Regions from separate parts of the Homo sapiens genome. Here region 2 is linked to region 1. A link is a loop called in an ENCODE intact Hi-C map of the cell type or tissue named here. Cell type or tissue: MCF 10A. All regions are shown on one strand. Links, peaks and the distances in the headings refer to the core of each region. The heading gives the core; the rest is flanking DNA. Region 1 overlaps DPP4 (dipeptidyl peptidase 4). Region 2 has its middle 18 kb from the start of DPP4-DT.

Region 1 (2,500 bases), core at 1-2,500:
ATTCTCAGGAACACACCATGAGTTTCCCCAGTTGCCCCCTCTTTGTTCAGTCTTGCTCTTTAGCCTGAAGTGGCTGCCAAGCTCTAACTTCCTTAGGTCTTGGCCTAAATGTCCCCTCATCCACGATGTCTTCTTGGAAACCTCCTTCTCCCACACCACTCTGCCAGGTCTCATTGCACTCATCACAAACCGCCAGGCTGCAGGGGCTGAGAGTGCAACTGCCACTTTCCATGCCGGGAAACAGAGACATCTCATCCAGTCTGACGCTTCTGCATCTGCCCAATGCAGGGGAGCTAAATGAGAACCTGGAAAGGTGAATACACTTTACCCAAGAAAGGCAATAAATCTGTGCAAAGAGAATGGAAGTATGAAAAGCACAACAGAAAAATGAAGCTTTCTGAAATTAGTTTTTTAGACCAGACGTTGGAAAACTTTTTCAATTAAGGGTCAGAGAGTTAAGTATTTTAAGCATTGTGGTCCACATCTCTGTCACTACTCCACTCTGCCTTTGTAGCACAAATGTAGCCAGAGACCATAATTAAATGAATGAGTTCATTTAATATTCCACTGAAAAGCTAAAATTTGAATTTCATTAAACTTTCATGTATAATGAAATATTATTACTCTTTTGATTTTTGTTCCCAACCACTTAAAAATGTAAAACCTGGGCAGATCACCTGAGGTCAGGAGTTCAAGACCAGCCTGACCAACATGGCAAAACCCTGACTCTACTAAAAATGCAAAAATTAGCCAGGTGTGGTGGCACACACCTGTAATCCCAGCTACTCAGGAGGCTGAGGCAGGAGAATTGCTTGAACCCGGGAGACGGAGGTTGTGATGAGCCAAGATCAAGCCGCTGCACTCTAGCCTGGGTGAGAGTGAGACTCGGTCTCAAAAAAAAAAAAAAAGTAAAAACCATTCTTACTTGTGGACCACACAGAAATGGGCAGTGGACTGCATTTGGCCCATAAACCCTAGTGTGTTAACCCCTGTCCTGTATCAGTGGTTACTATTTTTTCAGGCCAAAAACCATTTGGACAATCTGATGAAACTGATGTACCTCTCTCTAGGTGGGAAAAGCCTCTCCACTGACATACATACAACATCTGAAAATTCCATGGGCATAGATTAGGAATTTGGGCTCCAGCAATATTCTTCTTTTTAAAAGTGCTCTGGTAGAGCGAAGGGGTATGTGATGGGGGGAACAACTTTTTGACAATAATTAGTGGATCACCCAGTACTAAATAGCTTTATCTATTAACAGTCATAAATTAAACATCAGGTTCAGAAATCAGCAATATAAAAGCAACCTTTCCCCATTTGAAAACATTGAGTAATGGAATTTGGGAAGTCAGCCAGGAAACTCACGTGCATCAGTCATCTTCCCTGCCCATTTTCAGATCAAAGGTTTATGGTCCTGGACTCTGCATGGCCTGGGTTACTCTCCATGACCCCAGGTGTACTCTGCACCCTGTGCATGCTCAGCAAGGCAGTTCACCCGTGGCGCAGACAGGAATTTTTGAATTTTCTTATAAACATACTTCCCTTCAGTGGCAGCCTTGAGCCAAGATTATGCCAGTCTGAGATGTCAAAGAATCATTTAAAAAAAAAAAAAACAAAAAACTGCCAGGTGCAGTGACTCATGCCTGTAATAGCAGCATTTTGGGAGGCCAACACAGGTGGATCATTTGAGGCCAGGAGTTCGAGACCAGCTTGGCCAGCATGGTGATACCCTGTGTCTACTAAAAATACAAAAATTAGTCAGGCATGGTGGGGCGCATCTGTAATCCCAGCTACTCGGGAGGCTGAGGCAGGAGAACTAATTGAACCGGGCAGACAGAGGTTGCATTGAGCCGAGATCATGCCATTGCACTCCAGCCTGGGTGACAGAGTAAGACCCCATCTCAAAATAAATAAATAAAGCCAATGGCTCAATTGTACTTTTTACTGAAAAGTTTAAGTCCCACTTAAAACCAGAAAAATCCAACCAGCAGGATTATCATCTATGCTTTGCATACTGCATGCTGCTTTTATTCTGCAAAAACAGGCCAATACTGAGTAGCTTTCTTATGTAATGGTTTTGGTGGGGTAGAAGAGGGACCACCCCTGCAGTCCAGGCCTTCCTGAGAGCCTGGACAACTTACCCAGGTTAGACATATGAGCCAGCAAGCTCTTCTACCTTCTGCAGCTGGATTAGTCCAACGGGAATATGGTTGATTTTAATACTAAAATGACGGAGTAATTTCTGGATGTAAAATAATAAGTTCACACCCATGTGGAGTCTACTATGTGCCAGGAACTATTCTAAGTGCTTGACATAAGCTCATGACCACCCTATGAGGTGAGTACTGCAGATCATGCTCTGCAGACAAAGAAACTTAACAGCAGAGGATTTAAGTAACTTGCCCACTATCGCCCAACTGGGAAGTGTTGGAGCCGGGATTCAATTCAAGCTGTTGGCTTCAGATTCCCAGTTCATACTCGCTCCCTCTATGAAACC
Region 2 (9,286 bases), core at 3,217-5,716, 65 kb after region 1:
TTTTGGGTGGAAGTATTTACATAGGTTCTGCAGGCTGTTTCTCAGGGTTTCTTTCTTTCTTTTTTTTTTTTTTTTAATTTATTCTCTACACTAACCTCCCTGACCCAAGCATTTTTCAAACTTTTTTCTCCTACTCATCCTCCATGAAATTTTAATACCACAGATATACTATATTGTATTTATGTTTATGCACTATCTGGAATATATATATATATATATATTCTGTGCTTCACTTGTAGGGAGAGTGATGCTTTTGCCCTCAATAACCAATTTTCATTCCTTGGGGGCAATATTGCCCTTATTCAGAATGCATGCTCTGGAGACACACGCACTTCCAGCATGAACGTGTCAGTGACTCAGGATCAGCTGAGTATCACTGCTCTTTTAGAGTGCTGCTTCCAGCACATGATAGAAATACCGAGTTCATTCTGGGAAAGCTCATCTCTGAAATCTTTTTTTTTTTTTTTTTTTTTGAGACGGAGTCTCACTCTGTTGCCTAGGCTGGAGTGCAGTGGTGTGATCTTGGCTGACTGCAATCTCCACCTCTCAGGTTCAAGTGATTCTTTGCCTCAGCTTCCCGAGTAGCTGGGATTACAGGCATCTGCCACCACACCCAGCTAGTTTTTGTATATTTAGTACAGATAGGGTTTCACCATGTTGACCAGGCTGGTCTCGAATTCTTGACCTTAAGTGATCTGCCTGCCCTGGCCTCCCAAAGTGCTGGGATTACAGGCATGAGCCACCATACCCAGTCTCATCTCTGAAATCTTAATGCTGAGAGACTGAATATGCAAACAGTCAGTGACCAGACTGTACCTGACAATTGGACTCTGCCCCACAACCTCTGCTGCAATCAGCCCAGAATAGTCAGGATTGTAAACTTTGCTTCTAACTCAGGACCAGAAAAAGATTTCTATCCTCCCCACACCAATCTCGTCAGATGTCCTGCTTTTAATTAGCCTACCTCCTGTTTCTTATGCCAACAGGCTTTGATCAGAGCACACCTGAAGCCTTTCCTGTTTTCTCTATAAATCTTTCCCCCTGCCCTTCCTGCCTTCGAATCTCTGCTAAGTGATGGTGACTGACTCCCTTGCTACAGTAAACCTTGAAAAAATAATCCTGTTTGTTCTCATTTGGGTGGTTTTCATTTATTTCCACAATGCGAAATGGGGATGCAGCCATGGACGATCTTACACATTTAAGACACCATTGATAATAATTGTTCCACTCCGGTGTTTTGGCAACAAACATGTCTCATTCATCGGTCTCTGTTGTTTTCAACCACCCCTACAGCTGTGTTACCATTATTTATCTCACCTTTTTCAGCCACACTATTTTAATAATTCAGATGATGTGTCTCTGCTATTTGACTACAGTAGCCATAATAGTCAAAGATGCTCGGAAATGCAGGAAGATGGTAAAAGACCTAGCCAATGTCTTTCAAAAGAAATCCTACACATAAAAACCCTGTTACTGAGCTGGTTGAAAGCTTTTACTTTGATGGGGACCAGAAAAAACACCCATGCTCCAATGTCTACTTTTTGAGGATTTCATTAGAAATATTTGTATATTTATATTTAAGACTCTCTGATATATCCACCGGAGTATTAGCATTAGTATGTTGGCAGATACACTAAAAGTGATCTCAGGAGAAGCTGAAGGATGACTCATACTTATTGAGAAGTTACTAAACCAGGAAATGTCCTGGGAATATCAATTTGAACAAATAAGGAACATCTCCAGGATTACAGTTTACAAACCAGTTTACAGTTGTTAATCCACCTGAGCTTTCTAGCCAAACAACACAAGACTAAGTCTGAGATAATTAGGCTTTACTGCCCCCAACCCCAACCCCATGTAAGCATTTTCCAGAGGAAGCTGAGGGAGGAGATTAGAATTCCTGGAGGCTAATCCACTGGGCTATGGATCTGATGTTCAGAGTGTAGTGGTCCTCCTGGCTCCATGCTGTAAGTGCCCTGTTTCCCTCCTAGGCCTTGTCACCTCTTTTTCAATGTCTCTTCTATGCCAAGAATCCCCTTCTGTAGTATTTCCTTCCAAACAGTCCCCCTCCAAAGGCCCAACCTCTTCCTCCCTTTCTCTGCTATCAAATTTCATCTATTCTAACCTATTTCATTTTTTTAAGATTCCATATATAAGTGACAGCATGCAATATATAGAGATAGAGACTAAAACAGTGGTGACCAGGTTTGGGGATGGGGAGAAAATAGGGAGATGCAGGTCAAAGGACATAAAGTAGCAAATGTAGGGTGAACAAGTTGAAAGATTTAATATACAACCTGAGGCCGCTAGTTAATACTGGTGTATTGCATTCAGGATTTTTGCTGAAGGATTAAATATAGCTGCTTTTGCCATGATGGGGACTGGTAACTATGTAAGATGAAAGGATATGTTAATTTGTTCTGCTAGAGTAACCATTTCACTATATGTATGTATCTCATAATATATTGTATACCTTTTATATACATAAAATTTATTAAGAAAGAAAACCTTCGTCTATTCTGATATACAGACTTGATGGAGGTTGATAGGATTGACATATGCATTTTATCAGGACTTTTGAGGCTGAGAAGCCCTTCCCGATTCTCAAAAGTTTTCCCAAACGTGTGCCCTGCTCCCATCTCCTTCACTGCCTTGAGCATATTTTATTAAAACAATCTGTTAAGCTTCTGTCTCTCTGACCTCGCTTTGAGTGTGGCAGCCATGCTCTATTGTTTGTATTTCTAGAAACTACACCAGCTCTGGGATAGAGTAAACTCAGCCATGTGCCAAAGCTGGCAACATGGAGACAGCTGCTTCTTGCAGCCATTCACCAGGCCACCTGCAAGGCCGTAGGGAGAAGACAAAGGAGCGAAGACTTTACGGTTAGACAAGCCTGGGTCTGCAATCCAATTATATGCCCTTGGCTGTTTTTTAAAAACCTTTATTATGTGCCCTTGGCTGTTTTTTAAAAACCTTCTTCCCAGAGTTGCAGAGATTTAATGAGATAAGAACTGAGTCATCTCAGTTACTCCCAAGCCTTCAAATGTATCTCTATGCTGATGGTTTCTGCTTGTATTTCTCTAGCTGGGATCTCTCTTCTGGAGTCTGAGCCTCCGGAAGGTCCCCACCTGGATGACTCATAGGCCTATTAAATCTAAATTAGCCAGAGAGGGTTAATAATTACCAACACTACTCCCCTACCCACTAGTCACCAAATTAGGTCCTTCTGCATCATGCTCTCCCTCCATGAGAGTATCGCCACCACATGGCCCAAGCCGGAAACCCAGGAGTCCTCCTTGATACCTGCTCACTCCTTATCCCACACACAGACCTCTCTAATCTCCCGTTTCATTGTCCACATCTCTCTATGGTCTCTCTTCCACCTTTGCTCAGGCCTTCCTTTCTTCCAGACCAGGTCATCGCCCAGCCCATCTAACTGGCCTCTCCTTTTGTCATTTCTTTCCATGGCAGCGTTTATTACTTTCCTGCTTAAAACTAGTGGCTTCCCCTGCTGCAGGATCAAATCCAAATCCCTTATCCTGTTCTGGTCTCTGCTTAGCCTTCCTTCTCATGGCTCCTCCCCAACATCCCGCCACCTACACACTAAGCTACATGCATTCATTTCTAAGAATTGAAATGCAATCTCTGTTTTGCTCTCTCTTTTGCTTTTGAAACTTCAAACATAACGTTTCCTCCACCTGGAGTTCATTCCCTTTGTTTTTCATTTGGCTAAGGTCCTAGTCAATGATCGCAACTCCAGTGCCATCTCATCCAAGAAGCTTTGCCCACCCACTGCCCTAGCAAGGTGCATGGCTTCTGTGCTCTCAAACAGACTTGTGCCTCACTGCTTTTTAACAAAGCACTCATCACTCTGTAATGCAATTATCTAATGTAATAATTGCTAAGATTCATGGACCCCGTGCTAGGTGCTGGACATTCAGGTAAGCTCTTTACTTGTAATAGTTCATTTAGTCCTCATAACAGCCCCATGCAGTAGGTACCTTTATCATCCCTGCTTTGTAGATGAGGAAATTGAGGTGCAGAGGGGTACATACTCTTCTCAGTATTACACAGCAAGTATTTGAACCCATGAGGCCTGACTCCAGAGCCCTATAATTATCTACTATTATCCAGTAATATTCAAGGATTTTGTCTCTGTTGTTCACTGATATACTCCTAGGGCCTACACTAATATCTGGCACAATAATAATTGCTTATTAAGTGTTTACTGACTCACTGAGTGAATAAATGCTGATTCATTGTGTCATTTCCTTCCTGATGGGCAGGGATTAGGCTTTATTCCATTTATTTCTAGCAGCTAGCTTGGACCCTGGACATATGAAAATTGTTAAGTTTGTTTCTCTGCATAGGGTCTTTGCTACTCTGTGAGATCCATGATTCTGTTTTGCCTTTGTGGTCTTCTGAGACCCTGTATTCACCCTGCCACACCACAGCACACTTCGCTGCGTGTCAATTTTTAGTGCATAGAAAAAAATCTGGTCAGCTGCTGCTTGACAGCTGGAAAAATAGAGCTGTACCTGAGCCAGTTTTGTACCTCAGAAAAGCAAGGGGGAGAGTCTCCTGCCTCACGCGGTGTGTGGGTGGAGGGCTGAATCATCAAGTTCTTTGAGTTCCTTGGGAAAAGATAACTCAAAGGAATATTACACAACATGGAGAAATAGGAGGAAAATAAGCAGAGACACAAAAATGACTCAAGTGTTGAAAAATATGATCCACGCAACTAAAAATACATTGCAACTGAGTTTGAAGAGGAAAAGACTGGGTGTCAACATTCCAGTGGCCCAAATGGCTGTGCATGAATGGGCTTTGGTTCGAAGGATGGTGAGCAGATGGTCACCGGCCTCACAGAGAAGAAGGTTGTGCAACAGGGCCTGGAGGCCCTCTGAAGATCTGAGACAAGGGGAAGAGGACAACTTTACCAGGGACAAGACAGCCTGAGCTTCAGCAAAACACTATAAAAGAGTATCCTTGGTTCCATATGACCCAGGCAGAGGGAGGAGTGATGGTAAATCCTGTCGGATTGGTGTATTATGCATTTTTCTTTTCTAAATGAGCACTTAAAATTCCCTGTAGATTAAAAAATTCTGTTGTAGATTTTTTCTAGAAACTGAAAACTTTGGGTGGGAAGGGTGGTTCAGGCTTTCATGGACATGCAAACAATTTTCATGTTCCATTCTCTGGCTTCTCTGGTAACTGACATTTGAGAGACATGTTGGTGTAGTAGATGGAACATGGACTTGAGGCCCCTACTGTTCTGTAACCTAGGGAAAGTTGCTGCTTCAGACTCTGCCTCAGTGTCTTTTTTGAGCAACACTTTGCAAATAACATTGTAAATACTAAAGAGGTATAGAGAATATCTAAAACACTAGTTCAAGGGCACATGATATGCTTAATGAGTGAGAATGAAGTTGTCATTAATATAATTCTTTACCAGCTTTATTTTCTTAATTTCTGAAGTATTGCCCTATCATAAAAAGATTAAAGTAGATCCCAAAATCAGAAGAGTTCTTGATTAGAATGAAGGACCCGAATTGGTTTTCCAGATGGACTCACTTGTTAAAAGGGGATTGTGACAAGTATTTATTCAACAGTTTGTTCTACAGCCGGTGTTTGGGCTATTGGAAAGGAGGTGCTATATAAGTGTATTGTAATAATGAATGCCCTTAGGGAAGAGGGGAATTGTGTAAGGAGATGTATTCTGTAATTCTTTCACGTATATTCATCTTTTCTGTCCAAGTAGAATATACACCCTTTATGGGCAAGGACTACCTCGTCTAATTTGTATTTATAAACTTTCTTTTTTCTTTCTCAGGGTTTTCAAGGACTGAGAATGCACATATGGATAGAACAAATCTAGAAATTCAAGCTACTTCTATTGCTAAACAAGTATAGAGTTTCATATAAATATAATTCATAAAAGGTATAAACGGCAAGAGTTTCTACCCAAAGATTTTGTGAAACACCTGGCATTCTAGCTACAGCAGCAAATTATGGCATCCCTTAGCCCCTCAGAGACCTCTGTCCTCAGCAGATGTGACCGCCTTCTTGGATCTCAGCAGTGCAAGGGTTCAGTGTGCCAGCATCTCTACATCTGAGGTCTTGCTGTCTTCTGCAGGCCTTCCAGCTGCTTTGAGAGAGAAGTGACCAAAGTATTCTCACTTTTGAAGGGAGTGAAATAAAACCTGGACAAACCAGGTTCTCAAATTAAAATTCATGGATCTTCCTATTTTCCCAAGAAGAGCCTGTTTTTTTTCGTATACTCCATTGAAGCCATTGCTGGTGGACAATTTTCATAGCATTTTCTTCTCTTTTGTTTTGAAAGGCATTGATTAGTAAGTAGGACATTTCTGTTCAGCAATTGCCCTTTGAAGTTTTATTCAAACACAGAATTTACTGTAAAACAGACCAGTCTTTATTCTTTCTTTTAGTGAAAATTATAAACTCTTTTTATATATATATATATATATATATATTTTTATTATACTTTAAGTTCTAGGGTACATGTGCATAACGTGCAGGTTTGTTACATATGTATACACGTGCCATGTTGGTGTGCTGCACCCATTAACTCATCATTTACATTAGGTATATCTCCTAACACTATCCCTCCCCCCTCCCCCCACCCCACAACAGGACCCGGTGTGTGATATTCCCCTTCCTGTGTCCAAGTGTTCTCATTGTTCAATTCCCACCTATGAGTGAGAACGTGCAGTGTTTGGTTTTTTGTCCTTGCAATAGTTTGCTGAGAATGATGGTTTCCAGCTTCATCCGTGTCCCTACAAAGGACATGAACTCATCATTTTTTATGGCTGCATAGTATTCCATGGTGTATATGTGCCACATTTTCTTAATCCAGTCTATCATTGTTGGACATTTGGATTGGTTCCAAGTCTTTGCTATTGTGAATGGTGCCGCAATAAGCATACGTGTGTGCATGTGTCTTTATAGCAGCATGATGCAAATCGTAAACTCTTAAGCATATACACAATCATATTTCTGGACCTTGAATCTACCCAGGCACCCCTGTGTGAAGTTAATTCTTAGGGATTGGTGAACTACTTTTAACGAGAGTTAAAAAATGACATTGGGGATAACATATGGGGTATATACTATATGGATGTTACTTGGTTTAGGCATTTTACTTAATGATTGGGTGGCAGTGGTTCCTGATAATGGAAAGGGATTTAAAAAATACATGGAAAGATTATATTTGAGCCATATGAAACTGGTGATCCTTGACCATTTTTGACCTACAAAAATAAATATTTAATGTAATACAACCTAATATGTTAAGGTTTGTTCATAAAACAATACAGTCTATATTATGTCAAATATAAAATTGACATTGGAATAGTGGCACAGTACACTTAAGAAGATAAACTCGAAACTGTTTTAAATACAGCTATAAAACGCTGTAATAAACCAGTCGTTGATGACATAATTACATTATTTTGTACCCAGTAATTAAATAGAAGCCTTATAATTATGGTAACTGATATAAATGAATGTATTTATATTAGTTTACCATAAGCCTTGGAGTCAATAACATTTTATGAAACAACTCTTAACTGTGTTCTACGAGTCAGAGGCAAACTGTGTAGAGGAGGTTTAGGAACGCTTCCTTTATCTCACCGGAGACTATACATTTGTCATACTCAGTTCAGGCTGCTCTAACAAAGTACCATGTACCGGGTGGCTTATAAACTACAGAAATTTATTTCTCACAGTTCTGGAAGCTGGTAATCTGAAGTCAGGGTGCCCACATGCTTCAGCTCTGATGAGGGTCCTCTTTAAAATTGCAGACTAGGACTTCTTGTATCATCATGTGGCAGAAATGGAGCAGGTTAGCTCTCCGGCTTCTTCTTAGAAGGGCACTAATCCCATTCATGAGGCTCCCCCTTCATGACCTATTTTCCTCCTAAATATCCCATCTCCAAATACCAGCACATTGAGATGAGAGTCTCAACATAAATTTTGGGGAACACAGACATTTAGTCCACTGCAATATTTCAATGAGAAATACTGTAAGAAAATTAAAACTACCCTGCACGTGAATAAAAAGTGCTAACATGTAAAATTAATGAAATATGGCTGATAATAATTTGGGTTGACTGTTATAATGAGAACTCCAAGAAATACATGAAATATTTTTGTTTTGAAAAGGTTCTGGCTAATGTCCAAGAGTAACCCCTCCCCTGTTTATATTTTGGTCCCAGGTACAGTAATAATTTACAACTCTGAATTATCCAAAACAGTGAATGCTCTTCTTCAGTCTGTGTGCATCTCATAGACAGTCTTATTAATAAAGGAACTAATTAGTAGCTCATGGCATGGTGCAGCATAAACATAAGGAGACACCTAACAGGCTCACTAATCTAGGGGTAAATCGCATCCTGTGGGAGGCAAGAAAATGCAAAAATCATAGAATGACTGCATCTTCACTCAAGAGAAAAAATGGATTTCCCCTCTGTCAATCCCAGGGTGCCAGATTGAAACTCCCCAACCCCTTCAAAGATAAATGTCTTAAAATGCTTGATTATTTCATTATTAGAGATTTTCCCTCTGGATGCTGCAGTTTTTGTTTTTATTTTTTCAATGGAAGAGTTATACTTTAGCACTTATGAGAAATCTTTATTTTAATCACTGGAGAGTGGTCATTTAGAATTGTTTCCGTGGCCGGGTGGGGTGATTCACACCTGTAGTCCCAGCACTTTGGGAGACCGAGGTGGGCAGGTCACTTAAGGTCAGGAGTTTAAGACCAGCCTGGCTAACATGGTGAAACCCCTTCTCTACTAAAAATACAAAAATTAGCCAGGTGTGGTGGTGTACACCTGTAATCCCAGCTACTGGAGAGGCTGAGGCAGGAGAATCACTTGAACCTGGGAGATGGATGTTGCAGTGAGCTGAGATCATGGCACTGCACTCCAGCCTGGGTGACACAGCGAGACTCCATCTCAAGAAAAAAACAAAACAAGAATTGTTTCCCCTTGGAGTTCTGCGTGATGGGATTTGAGCTGTATCAGTTGTCTCAGTGTTTTCCTTGCAATATTTCTGAGGAACGTAACAAACCTTCCTAGTAGCCTACAGTGTGTTCTCCCTCCATCATATCCAGTCGCCAGACTCGGCCATCCCACATCCCAGTCCCTAGTGCCACTTAGGACTGCAGGTTACCAGCACTTTTCTTAGCTGGCGTGCTGACTTCCAGGATTCTTGCCCACCTCATTTCCTACTGCTCCATCAATTCTCTGTACTCTGCTCTGTGAGA

The links. A loop is a pair of places that touch in the nucleus more often than their neighbours do. Peaks named below come from ENCODE experiments on the same cell type or tissue, not always from the same donor. Only the 100,000 strongest peaks of a DNase experiment are listed, where the experiment ranks them.
Region 2: it touches region 1 in a loop (4-fold over the local background); 6 of 110 quality-filtered maps call a loop at or near these places.

What each region holds. Positions count from the first base shown.
Region 1 is chr2:162,026,456-162,028,955 of GRCh38, forward strand. The region is part of intron 10 of DPP4 (dipeptidyl peptidase 4); the gene reads right to left. Among named protein-coding and RNA genes, the nearest start is that of DPP4, 47 kb to the right of the region's middle. RefSeq lists an enhancer at 311-480. In MCF 10A, for the core only: no CTCF peak of the experiment used is centred there; a DNase peak (open chromatin) is centred at 1,386.
Region 2 is chr2:162,088,611-162,097,896 of GRCh38, forward strand. It overlaps the pseudogene EIF3EP2. Among named protein-coding and RNA genes, the nearest start is that of DPP4-DT, 18 kb to the left of the region's middle. RefSeq lists an enhancer at 4,114-5,313. In MCF 10A, for the core only: no CTCF peak of the experiment used is centred there; a DNase peak (open chromatin) is centred at 4,611.